2 separate regions of the Homo sapiens genome follow, and region 1 is linked to region 2. A link is an interaction called in ENCODE POLR2A ChIA-PET data of the cell type or tissue named here. Cell type or tissue: HepG2. All regions are shown on one strand. Links, peaks and the distances in the headings refer to the core of each region. The heading gives the core; the rest is flanking DNA.

Evidence for each region. ChIA-PET counts read pairs that join two places held together with the same protein. Peaks named below come from ENCODE experiments on the same cell type or tissue, not always from the same donor. Only the 100,000 strongest peaks of a DNase experiment are listed, where the experiment ranks them.
Region 1: POLR2A ChIA-PET joins it to region 2 with 5 read pairs; 5 of 35 experiments call an interaction of 5 or more read pairs at or near these places.

Annotation. Positions count from the first base shown.
Region 1 is chr3:194,444,143-194,449,526 of GRCh38, reverse strand. It overlaps ATP13A3 (ATPase 13A3), which reads left to right. Exons shown (of 34, transcript NM_001367549.1): 12 at 891-1,070; 13 at 1,518-1,675; 14 at 2,412-2,600; 15 at 4,741-4,802. Among named protein-coding and RNA genes, the nearest start is that of ATP13A3, 40 kb to the left of the region's middle. RefSeq lists enhancers at 1-29, 1,525-2,724. In HepG2, for the core only: no CTCF peak of the experiment used is centred there; DNase peaks (open chromatin) are centred at 2,116 and 2,546.
Region 2 is chr3:194,569,768-194,575,151 of GRCh38, reverse strand. No RefSeq gene overlaps it. Among named protein-coding and RNA genes, the nearest start is that of TMEM44-AS1, 12 kb to the left of the region's middle. RefSeq lists enhancers at 1,303-1,472, 2,518-2,812, 1,789-2,988. In HepG2, for the core only: a CTCF peak has its summit at 1,181; DNase peaks (open chromatin) are centred at 1,181 and 2,751; H3K4me3 peaks cover 739 bases.

The DNA of each region.
Region 1 (5,384 bases), core at 308-5,307, 130 kb after region 2:
TTTGCATTCTTAGTAGAGACGGCTTCACCACGTTGGCCAGGCTGGTCGTGAACTCCTGTCCTCAGGTGATCCATCCACCTTGGCCTCCCAAAGTGTTGGAATTACAGGCGTGAGCCACTGTGCCTGTCCAATATCTTATTTTAATCGTGTGAATTTTTTTTTTAATTGTCCTAGTTGATCTGGCTAGAAAATGATTTATATGTAATACATTTTGAAACTGTTAAGAGTCGTGTCTTAAAACACACAAACACATATCTCGTATCTTAAAACACACAAACAAATACATATCTGACACACATGCCTTCTTTGAAGCAAGAAATGTGAATGCTGCAGAGAATTAATTTTAAAAAGAATTTGGCTGTTTGTGGTTGTTTGAGAGAACCACCACATTACTCATTTTCACATCTCTTTTTTGCCCAGCTGTCTTTTCTGTTCTGTGTGTGTGTGTGTGTGTGTGTGTGTGTGTGTGTGTGTGTGTGTGTAGGGGTGGATCGGGGTAGGCCCTCACATCTCTTCTGTACAGTGCTTTCCACTGTTACCATTAGTTCTTAGAGGTGCAGGGACTATAGCAACTACTTAATCTTTTTTGAAATTATTTGAAACTGAACAATGCAACTGTTTCTAAATATAAACAAATATTACCTTTGAGCCACAAATCACTTTCTGGAATTATTGTGGGAGATAATATTTGATACTTCTATGTGAGGAAATTGGTAGACAAAAAATTAAGCCATGTTGTCCACATATACAACTCTCAGTGATTATTGTAAACAGTATGGTAGCATTTAAAATATTTAACAATTTAATATTTTTTGGTGTTCGATACTGATTCCTGTGCTTTCGTTTAATAATTTGTAAACTGTTTTTGTTGTTGTTGTTGTTTTTTAAAGGAGAAAGTGTTCCAGTGACAAAGACTAATTTGCCAAATCCTTCAGTGGATGTGAAAGGAATAGGAGATGAATTATATAATCCAGAAACACATAAACGACATACTTTGTTTTGTGGGACAACTGTTATTCAGACTCGTTTCTACACTGGAGAACTCGTCAAAGCCATAGTTGTTAGAACAGGTAGGAAACATCTTAATTAATCTCTTTTTGCATGTTTCAGCATATTTGATACCTACTAAATGTTTAAAAAGAGATTCTGGGCTGGGTGCTGTGGCTAACGCCTGTAATCCCAGCACTTTGGGAAGCCGAGGTGGGCGGATCATGAGGTCAGGAGATTGAGACCATCCTGGCTAACATGGTGAAACCCCGTCTCTACCAAAATTACAAAAAAATTAGCCGGGCCTGGTGGCGGGCGCCTGCAGTCCCAGCTACTCGGGAGGCTGAGGCAGGAGAATGGCGTGAACCCAGGAGGCGGAGCTTGCAGTGAGTCGAGATCACACCACTGTACTCCAGCCTGGGTGACAGAGCGAGACTCTGTCTCAAAAAAAAAAAAAGAGAGATTCTGTTTTGGGAGATAATTCTCATTTTCTTATAAAAATATCAATAATTGTCTTCTTTTTTTGAAAGGATTTAGTACTTCCAAAGGACAGCTTGTTCGTTCCATATTGTATCCCAAACCAACTGATTTTAAACTCTACAGAGATGCCTACTTGTTTCTACTATGTCTTGTGGCAGTTGCTGGCATTGGGTTTATCTACACTATTATTAATAGCATTTTAAATGAGGTATGTATGTGGGACTCTTAATAGGGTTTGAACCTCAATTATTTATCATATGCAGCTATTGAGGATTTGAAATGTGGCTACTGAGAATGAGGAACTAAAATTTTAAGCTAATTTAATTTTAATTAATTTAATGCTAACAAAGTCATGAGACTAGTAGCTATGATATTAGAAAGCCCAGCTATAGAACATTTCCATTGTAAAGGATACTTCTTTTGGGTGCCTCTGGTTTAGATGGTCTTTTACTTGGTCTTGTGACTTTAAAAAAAAAAAACAGGAAAAAAAACCCCCCCACATAATCACCAAAAGCTTTATTTTCTCTTTTTTACCTCTGAGATGTAATATACAGTGTTAAAATGATTTGTGGTTAGTTAATTGAAGGCGCCGCTTGTCAGAAGTGGAGAGTGGTACAGTAAGGTGTGTGCACGCTGAGTCAATATCTGATAATGATTGTTGACCGGCTTTGAAGTGTGTCATGTGTGAAGTATGTAGCGCCTTGAAAATGAGATAAGTTTCTTTTGAAAGTAGCTGTCATTCTATAATCCATTGAGCTTTTTTATTTTGCAGAAATATCTGAAGAAAAAAATTATATATGGTTAATAGATATGTATATACACACACATACATAAAATTGAAATATACAATTGAAAATGGCTTACAGATTTTCACTAAAGAAATACCCATATTAAATCCGTAAATAATACTGGGGATTTGACATTTATTTTTGTGTTAATTGTAGGTACAAGTTGGGGTCATAATTATCGAGTCTCTTGATATTATCACAATTACTGTGCCCCCTGCACTTCCTGCTGCAATGACTGCTGGTATTGTGTATGCTCAGAGAAGACTGAAAAAAATCGGTATTTTCTGTATCAGTCCTCAAAGAATAAATATTTGTGGACAGCTCAATCTTGTTTGCTTTGACAAGGTGGGTTCAGTTTCATAGTTACTTTCAAAGGTTACTTCGTAGCGTTTAAATATTTAGATCAATGTTTTTTATTTTCTTTGTCAACAAATTTGGACACATTCTGTCATGTTCCTCTAATTTTCCTTTTCCTCCACTTATTTGGTATATGCATCATTTTTCTATACCATAAGTTCTCACTTAACATTACTGATAGGTTCTTGAAAACTGCAACTTTAAATGAAATGAAACCAGTTTTACCATAGGCTAATTGATACAAATGAGATTTAAGTTCCTATGCCATATTTTGGTCACAAAAAATCACCAAACTTCTAAATAAAGATCTAAAACACTTCTGATATTAATCATTGAAATAAATATGAGCTATACATTCATTTAAGAAAGAAATAAAAACAAGTAAGGTAATTATTTACCCAGTTGTTTTATTTCAGGCTCCTGGGTAGTGGGAGCGTATCTCAGCAACTGGCGGAACGAGGCAGGAACCAGCCCTAGACAGGATGCCATCGTATCGCAGGGTGTACTCACACTCGCGCAGACTGGGACCATTTAAATGTGCTGGTTCACTTAACTTGCGTAGCTTTGATGTGGGAGGAAACTGAAGTACCTGGAGTGAAACCCATGCAGACAGGGAGAGAACATGCAAACTCCATGTAGATAGTGGTCGCGGCTGGGCCTCAGCTCTCCCCACCACTGGCACCCATCGTGTTATAAAAAAAGACGGACAAAACAATCGTATTTGAGGACATGCTATATTTCTTATTTTCTCAATTTTTAATACTTTGGATATTGCTTATTTGCTCAAAGCTTCAGTTAACTCCAGAATTAGGCCTAGTAGTATTAATAGTAGTAGCAGTAAAGATTACGTGACCTTTAATTTTTTAGACAGTAATTCTTATTTAACACAATAGGCTCCATACATATATATTTATTATGATTTTATTGCTTGTAAGTGTGTATGTTTAGTGTTTGCTGTATGATTTTATTGAATATGTTTAAGAATTATGAAGGTCACTGATTTTATGTGAAAATGACAAATTATGTACCTGTGTGAAGTATATCTTGCCTCTTAGAAAGGTTTCTCCTTTCCTGAGCTGGAATTTTCTTTAAAGTTTTCTGAGAATTAAACTTTGACCAGAAAACCTTCTATCAAACTTTTCTGGGTAACTGATGTGATACAAATTTGATTTTTGTGCATTTCATTATTACAGAAAAAAATGGGAAACATGTTCTGTTAGAAAAAAATATGTCACATACTGCTACAATTATTTCATATTTATCAGTTCAAAAAATTTCACTTATGCTTGTCTTTTTTGGAAACTTTCCTAAAAGTTTTAAGACAAAAGTGGAGAAAAGATGTGTGTATAATAAACACTCATTTACTCATTACCCAGCTTTATCAGTTATCAACACATTGTCAGTCTTATTTTATCTATCTGCTCATTTTGAAGGGGACAGCATCAGACATTATTTCACTCATAACTACCTTAGTATGTGTCTAGAGGATATTTAAAATATCACTATCACATTTAACAGAATTAGCAATTCTTTAGTTTTTCTAATATCCAGTTGAGATTTCCTCATATCTCTAATTTTTACTAGTTGATTTTTCAGTCAGAATCCAAATAGGGATTACATTGCTTACAATTAACATGTAACAATTGCCTTTACTTACCCCTTATCTCCAGTTATTTTGTTGAAGAAACCAGGTCATTTACCTTGTGGATTTGGCCAGTTGCTTCCTCCTGATGTACTTTAACCTGTTCCTCTTGGCCCTCCTTATACAGTAATCCTTCCTTTTTTGCTTTATAGGCATCCTTTATTGATTGATAAGATAGGTTAACTGGTGCATCCTTCCATTGATTTTTTTTTTGATAGTATAAGCACGTAAATATATACCCCTCTCTGCCCTTACGCAGAAGATTTGTGATCATTGTTTGCACCCCCTCTCCCACTTTAACCATATGTCCTGGAAGCCATTCTCTGTCAGGGATCTTGCCTGTTTCTTTTTTTAACTCTGTAGAACTCCATTATGTTATATGTAGCATAGTTTCTAATGCTGTGTGGTTGCTTTTTATTTTTATTTTTGGGTTTTTTTTTGAGGCATCATCCATACTTTGTGCATGTGTGCTTTTTTGTTTTTTAGACTGGAACTCTAACTGAAGATGGTTTAGATCTTTGGGGGATTCAACGAGTGGAAAATGCACGGTAAATATTAGTTAGACTTGATAGTTTATTAGTTTATTTTTAATATTTTAACATGTGCAACATTCAAACATAAAGGAAGTAATAGACAACTGTGTACCTATACCAGGATTAAACCGTGGACATGTTGCCATATTTGCTTCAGATCGCTTCCTTTAGAATATTAAAATATTATAGAAGTTGCCAAAGTCCCACTGTATCCCTTCCCCAATTCCTACTGCCATTCTGAAATTATTTTTGCATATTTTATATTTTTTCTAAGTATAAATCTATAAATAAGTATCCATGAATGATATACTGTACATATGTTTTGCTGCTTTTTTCCCCTCTCCAAACTTTGTTTTCAAGATTTATCCATGTTGATATGTGCAGATCTAGTTTATTAATTTTAACTGCTCTGTCTTATTCCATTGAATGATTAAACCTTGTCTGTTCTTCTACTAAGGGACAATTCTGTTTTTTCTTCTTTTTTCTCTGCACTGTTGCAAATAGTGCTGGAATTAAAGTTCTTACACATAAGTCCTTGTAGGCATGTGGCTGAGTTTCAGTAAGCTAGATCCCTGTAAATGGAAAGGCTGGGCCGTA
Region 2 (5,384 bases), core at 186-5,185:
AAATAGGCTGTGTCTAGGCAGCGGGCAAGGTGAAACAGTGCTGACTGCTCACTGGGGCCATGCATATGACCGTGAGATAACGCAGTGATTTTCAACCCCAGTTGTGCACCAGAATCACCTGTGGTTTGTTTTTGGTTTTGATTTAATTCAGATTTCCTGGCCCCACTCTTCATGTATTCTGATTAAATGGATCTGGGATGAGGCCCCTATAATTGGTATGATTTGCTTTCACAAATTTAGAGGGAGAAAGAATGTCCTATAATCTTTGTTTTTCCAGTTCTGCACTCAAGAGGGCAAACGTTGTATTGCAGGATGCCCAGAATCCCCTGTTGAAGCTTCCACCTACCCTGAGTTTTCTGAGAACCCTAAAGGCTTATTGAGTTCTAAAAAGTGAAGGAGCTGGTTGGGCACAGTGACTCACACCTGTAATCCCGGCACTTTGGGAGGCTGAGCAGGGTGGATCACCTGAGGTCAGGAGTTCATGACCAGCCTGGACAACACGGTGACCCCCATCTCTACTAAAAATACAAAATTTAGCTGGGCGTGGTGGCAGGCACCTGTAATCCCAGCTACTCGAGAGGCTGAGGCAGGAGAATCCCTTGAACCTGGGAGGTGGAGGTTGTAGTGAGCCGAGATCGTGCCACTGCACTCCAGCCTAGGCGACAGAGCGAGACTCTGTCTCCAAAAAAAAAAAAAAACAAAGGAGCTGCCGTGGAATTAGTCTGGCTTCCACTCCCAGAGGGGAGAGAATGGATGGTAAGCAGTTGCCTATTTTTCTTTCCTGCGCCTCACTTTCCTTATCTGTGAAATGAGAAGAAAAGTATGCCCCACCTCAGAAGATTGCGGTGAAGGCTGAAAGAGCACAGAGGCTGTGACAGCACATAGTAAGTGCTCAATAAATGAAGGCTATTGCCATGAAGGCAGCAAGGCCTCCTGGGTAGGGGTGTGGGCTCCAGAGCCAGACTGCCTGGGTTCACAGACTGGCAGCCACTCTAATTGTGTAGCCTTCATGCCTCCATTTCCTTCTCTCTACAGTGGGGGTGATAATGACTTCCTCACAGAACTGTTATCGGGTGAATTAATAAGTGTAAGGCACATTGATCAATGCTGGGCAAACAACACCAAATCATTATTAGCAGTTACGGTTACCTCTGCTGTGACCGCTCACTGCCTCATGGTGTCACTGTCAGTCACTGGTCCTGCCCCATCCTTAGCTTGTACCCTCCAGCTGCTCCTAGCAGCCTCGCAGGGCAGCTGTGCCTCTTCAAGAAGAGACCACCTTCCCCTCCCTCTTGCTAATCCTGGCCAAGGAATCCCTACTTGGACTCCTAAGTTCACCTATACAGCCTCCTCGTGGGACACCAGCTGGCTGTGGGATGCTGTGTCAGACCCCGTTCCAGCCTCACCAGCACAGGGAGCCAGGACCTCCACGCTCTTGCCCGCTCTTCCCCAGAGATCCACCCCAGGGTCTGCAGCATTTGTTTGGCCGCCTTGGAGCCTAAGCGTCTGAGAGCACCCCTTTCTCCAACACTGAAGCGATTCTTCTAAAGGAAATTACCACAGTAAGTCCTGGGATCCCCAGTCCCCACTCTGTTCAGATGGCTGCCCTCTGTGCCTCCAGGTGACTTAGTTGGGAGATTTCCTTACCAGGTGTCAACATTACACTTCCGGTGGTACCACTGCCTGGGATTCCAAGGCCATTTTTTGCTTCTTAGAGAAGCGGGGTGGGGAAAGCCCGTATGTCTCATCTCTGCTGGGAACCATATTATGTGTAACTTTAAAAAACCCCAGGCATGATTCCAACATGCAGCCAAGGAAGAGAATCACTGAGGTAGGAAGACTGAGACCTAATGGTTATTAAAACCCCTGCACAAGTGGGAGGCTGTCCGTTGATTCCCTTGAGGCTGCCTTCCCTGGGAACATTTCGATTCTAGAACGCAGGCTCTGAGTCGGTGGTTAGAGATCAGCCGACTCAATGATTCTCCAGTTCAGTGGGCAGCAGAATCGCGGGAGTGGTCTGCTTCTTATACAGCTTCTCAGGTCTCAGCTCCTGATCGGCGACGCTGATTCAGTGGGATGGAGGTGGAGGAGTGGGAGGGATCCCAGATCGCAGTGAGATGCATGGTGAGGAACCCTGGGCGGGGAGGGTGTGGGCAAGGTGGGCGAAGGGCTGCCTGCACATCATGCCTAGGCAGGGAGTTATAAGAAGCAAGGGCAGCATCTCAGAGGGGCTCAGATGTGAGGGAATTGTCATCAGAAGCTGGAAAAAAACAAAATTGTCAAAGTTAATTGCCAAATCTCTCTCCAAATAATATATCCCCTGTCCGACTATCAGGGCCTATTTTCAGATGGAAGAAAATGTGTGTCCAAAGCAGGAATCCCAAGATCAGAACCCTCTGTGGGAGCGGAGGTGAACCCTTGGGAGTGGAAGCTGGGAAGACAATTGCTGCCGATGGTCAGTGAGGAAAGCCTTGGGCTCCAATGACCTCATGGCTCTTTTCTGTCGCCGGTGACAGGACACTCCCTTCCCCTCTGCCCACCTCCACCCACAGGCATATCAGACAGATGACCACATGAGAGCACGGGAAAAGTGTTCCCCGTCGATAACACACATTCTCACGTGCTGCCGCTGCCGCCACCGTCCGACCTAATCCCCCAAATGTCCCGTGATGTCAGGCTGAGTGAGGCAGGGTGAGGTCACCCCAGAGCTCATGCTCTTTTTCCCTGGAGACCCAGGAATTTTTGAAAAGTTGCATAAGAGCAAATGCCTGGTCATGCCTTGGATTCTTTGTGTGAAGCCTTTAGCTCCGGCAGCCCGAGTCTCATTTGTCCCCTAATTCACAGTGTGTGACTTTGTTTTTCTCAGCGGTGTTCACCAGGAGAGGTAAAACAATACTCCCTTATCTCCTCAGAGGGGTCAGCAAGGCAGCCTGGTCGGCCATGAAGCAGGGAAGAGCTGGATCAAACTAGGCTCAAAAGCTACCAGCTCCAGAGCCCACGCCTCAGAAGGACTCTTCCCCCACGGCAGTGCATTCCGGCAGGGGGTGTCCCTGAGGGGTCTCCTTACACCTAAAGTGGTTGTCAGTCCTTCAAAGTTAGTGATAAAGAGTCCAGAGCGTCCTTAGTATTACCATTCACAACAATATGCAGAGATCACCAAAAACAGCACTTTTCCCCTCCATGAGCGTGCTCTCCAGCCTCTGACCCTCCCCAGTTTTCTCAGGCCTCCTACTTGACTAAATATTTGGGAAGTGAAACAATAGCTCACTACAGCAGTGGTGGGCAATTACTGGAAAATCACGTGATTGTCCGAATTGAACCAATTTGTCAAAGACCATTTTCCTTTCACTCATCGCCTCCCCCACACCCCACGATAAGATAGGGTCCCTAGAGCACAATAATCCTTTCCTGAGATACAATTTAGAGGCTCCTGAGAAAAGAAACAAAAGTGAGGCTAATTTTGGCTTTTCTGAGACTAAAGAAAAGCACACAGGCAGGCCCTGTCCTGCTCGAGGAAGCCAGGGTGGGCCTCGTTTCGTCCCTCCAGGGTATCTGCTCGGTCACCAGGGGATTTGGAGAACAATGCAAGGGCAGCGAGGGGGAGATAGGAACCGAGTCCTGGCCCTGGCCGCAGTGACCGAAGTCTTGCCTGGGCCCTGAAGAGATCTCTACCATAACAGCCATGGCTTCAGACTTAAACATTCTGTTAACTGCAAATTTATCACTACCCTTCCCCAGCCGAATTAGTTTTTATTTTATTTATTTATTCGTTTTTTTGAGACAGAGTCTCGCTCTTGTCACTCAGGCTGGAGTGCAATGGTGCGATCTCGGCTCACTGCAACCTCCACCTCCCAGATTCAAGTGATTCTCCTGTCTCAGCCTCCCGAGTAGCTGGGACTACAGGCACCCACCATCACGCCTGGCTAAAAGTTTCCCCATAAACCTTTCACCTACTGGTGTCTTGGAGTTTGATGAATATTTACTCATTCTCTCTGTACTTAATAACTCTGCGTCATGACGCCCAAAGAGGCAGGTATTATTATCTACAGATGAAACTACAGATTGAAAGGTTGACACTTGTCCAGGTCACACAGTGTGATAATAGCAGAGGCTGCGTCATGGAAACAGAGGTCCTGTTTTCCTGGAAGAAAACATTTTCACTCTGCTTTCCACCATGACTTAGCTGTTGGGAAGCAGCAGGCCTCACTTCTAGCGAACTCCACTGGGCACGGGGGCACACCTGTCCGAGGTGGCTCCTGCCCTCTCATCATCCCAGGAAGGAGAAGAGACAGTACATCCTAGGCAACACTTCCTCTCTCGTGGGCCAGCTCTGTCTGTGCTTCGGGCCCTTCAATCTCACTCCCATGTCTCCCAAGCCCTTTCATATCTTGTCCGCTGCTTTCCCCTGCCCTTGTGTTCCAGCTTGAGCTGCCTCGGGTGTCCCCAGCTGCGCTCTCCCATCCAGAAAGGCAAAGAGGCAGGAAAGCTTTCACCAGGGGTGGAGGAGGTGATGAGAAGGAAAAATGTTAGACTTCCAGTTGTCCTGGGGGTCAGTGGGACAGCTGCAGAGATGCTCCAGCGTTTCCCTATAGTGTGACAAAATGGAAACTCCTGCTGCTTCATGCCAGCATTTCACATCACAGCACACGCGTGCTTGTGGCTTTCTGTTGACAAAGGGGAGGCAGACTCTTTTCATCCAAATCCACGGTGTCTTGTAGACTTCTTTTTAGCTTTGCTCAGCGGAGAAGCATTTCCGAAGCCCCGCGGTGGTTTCACTACCCCTTCGCAGTCTGCTCGCAATCCGTTTGCGGCCACAGACAATCTCCTTCTGGAAACCATGCGTCTAGTAGATCAGTGGCAAGCAAAGTGTCCAGTTTAGCCACAGGTCTTTGTGTGGCTGTGCTTTGAGGGTGCAGCGGATGCTTCTCTCTTGGGAAATGATAAATTCCACCCTGTAGAAGGTTATTTGGGCTGATGGAAAATCTAACAGACCGCTTGTCTGGAATAAGCAGGATAGTGAACCCCCTCAGTCAGGCCTGAGCCGTTACCAGTTGCCTGCCCTTCAACTTTCTGTCAATATTGTTCAAATTTCTCTTCCTTCGAAGCTGAATTTGTTGGTGTGACAAAAAATAATCTTTTTTTTTTTTTTTGAGACAAGATCTTGCTCTGTCACCCAGGCTGGAGTGCAGTGGTGCTATCTCGGCTCACTGCAACCTTCACTTCCCAGGCTCAGGTGATTCTCCTGCCTCAGCCTCCCGAGTAGCAGGCATTTGCCACCATGTCCAGCTAATTTTTGTCTTTTTAGTAGAGACAGGTTTTCGCCATGTTGGTCAGGCTGGTCTCGAATTCCTGACTTCAGGTGACCCACACGCCTGGCCTCCCAA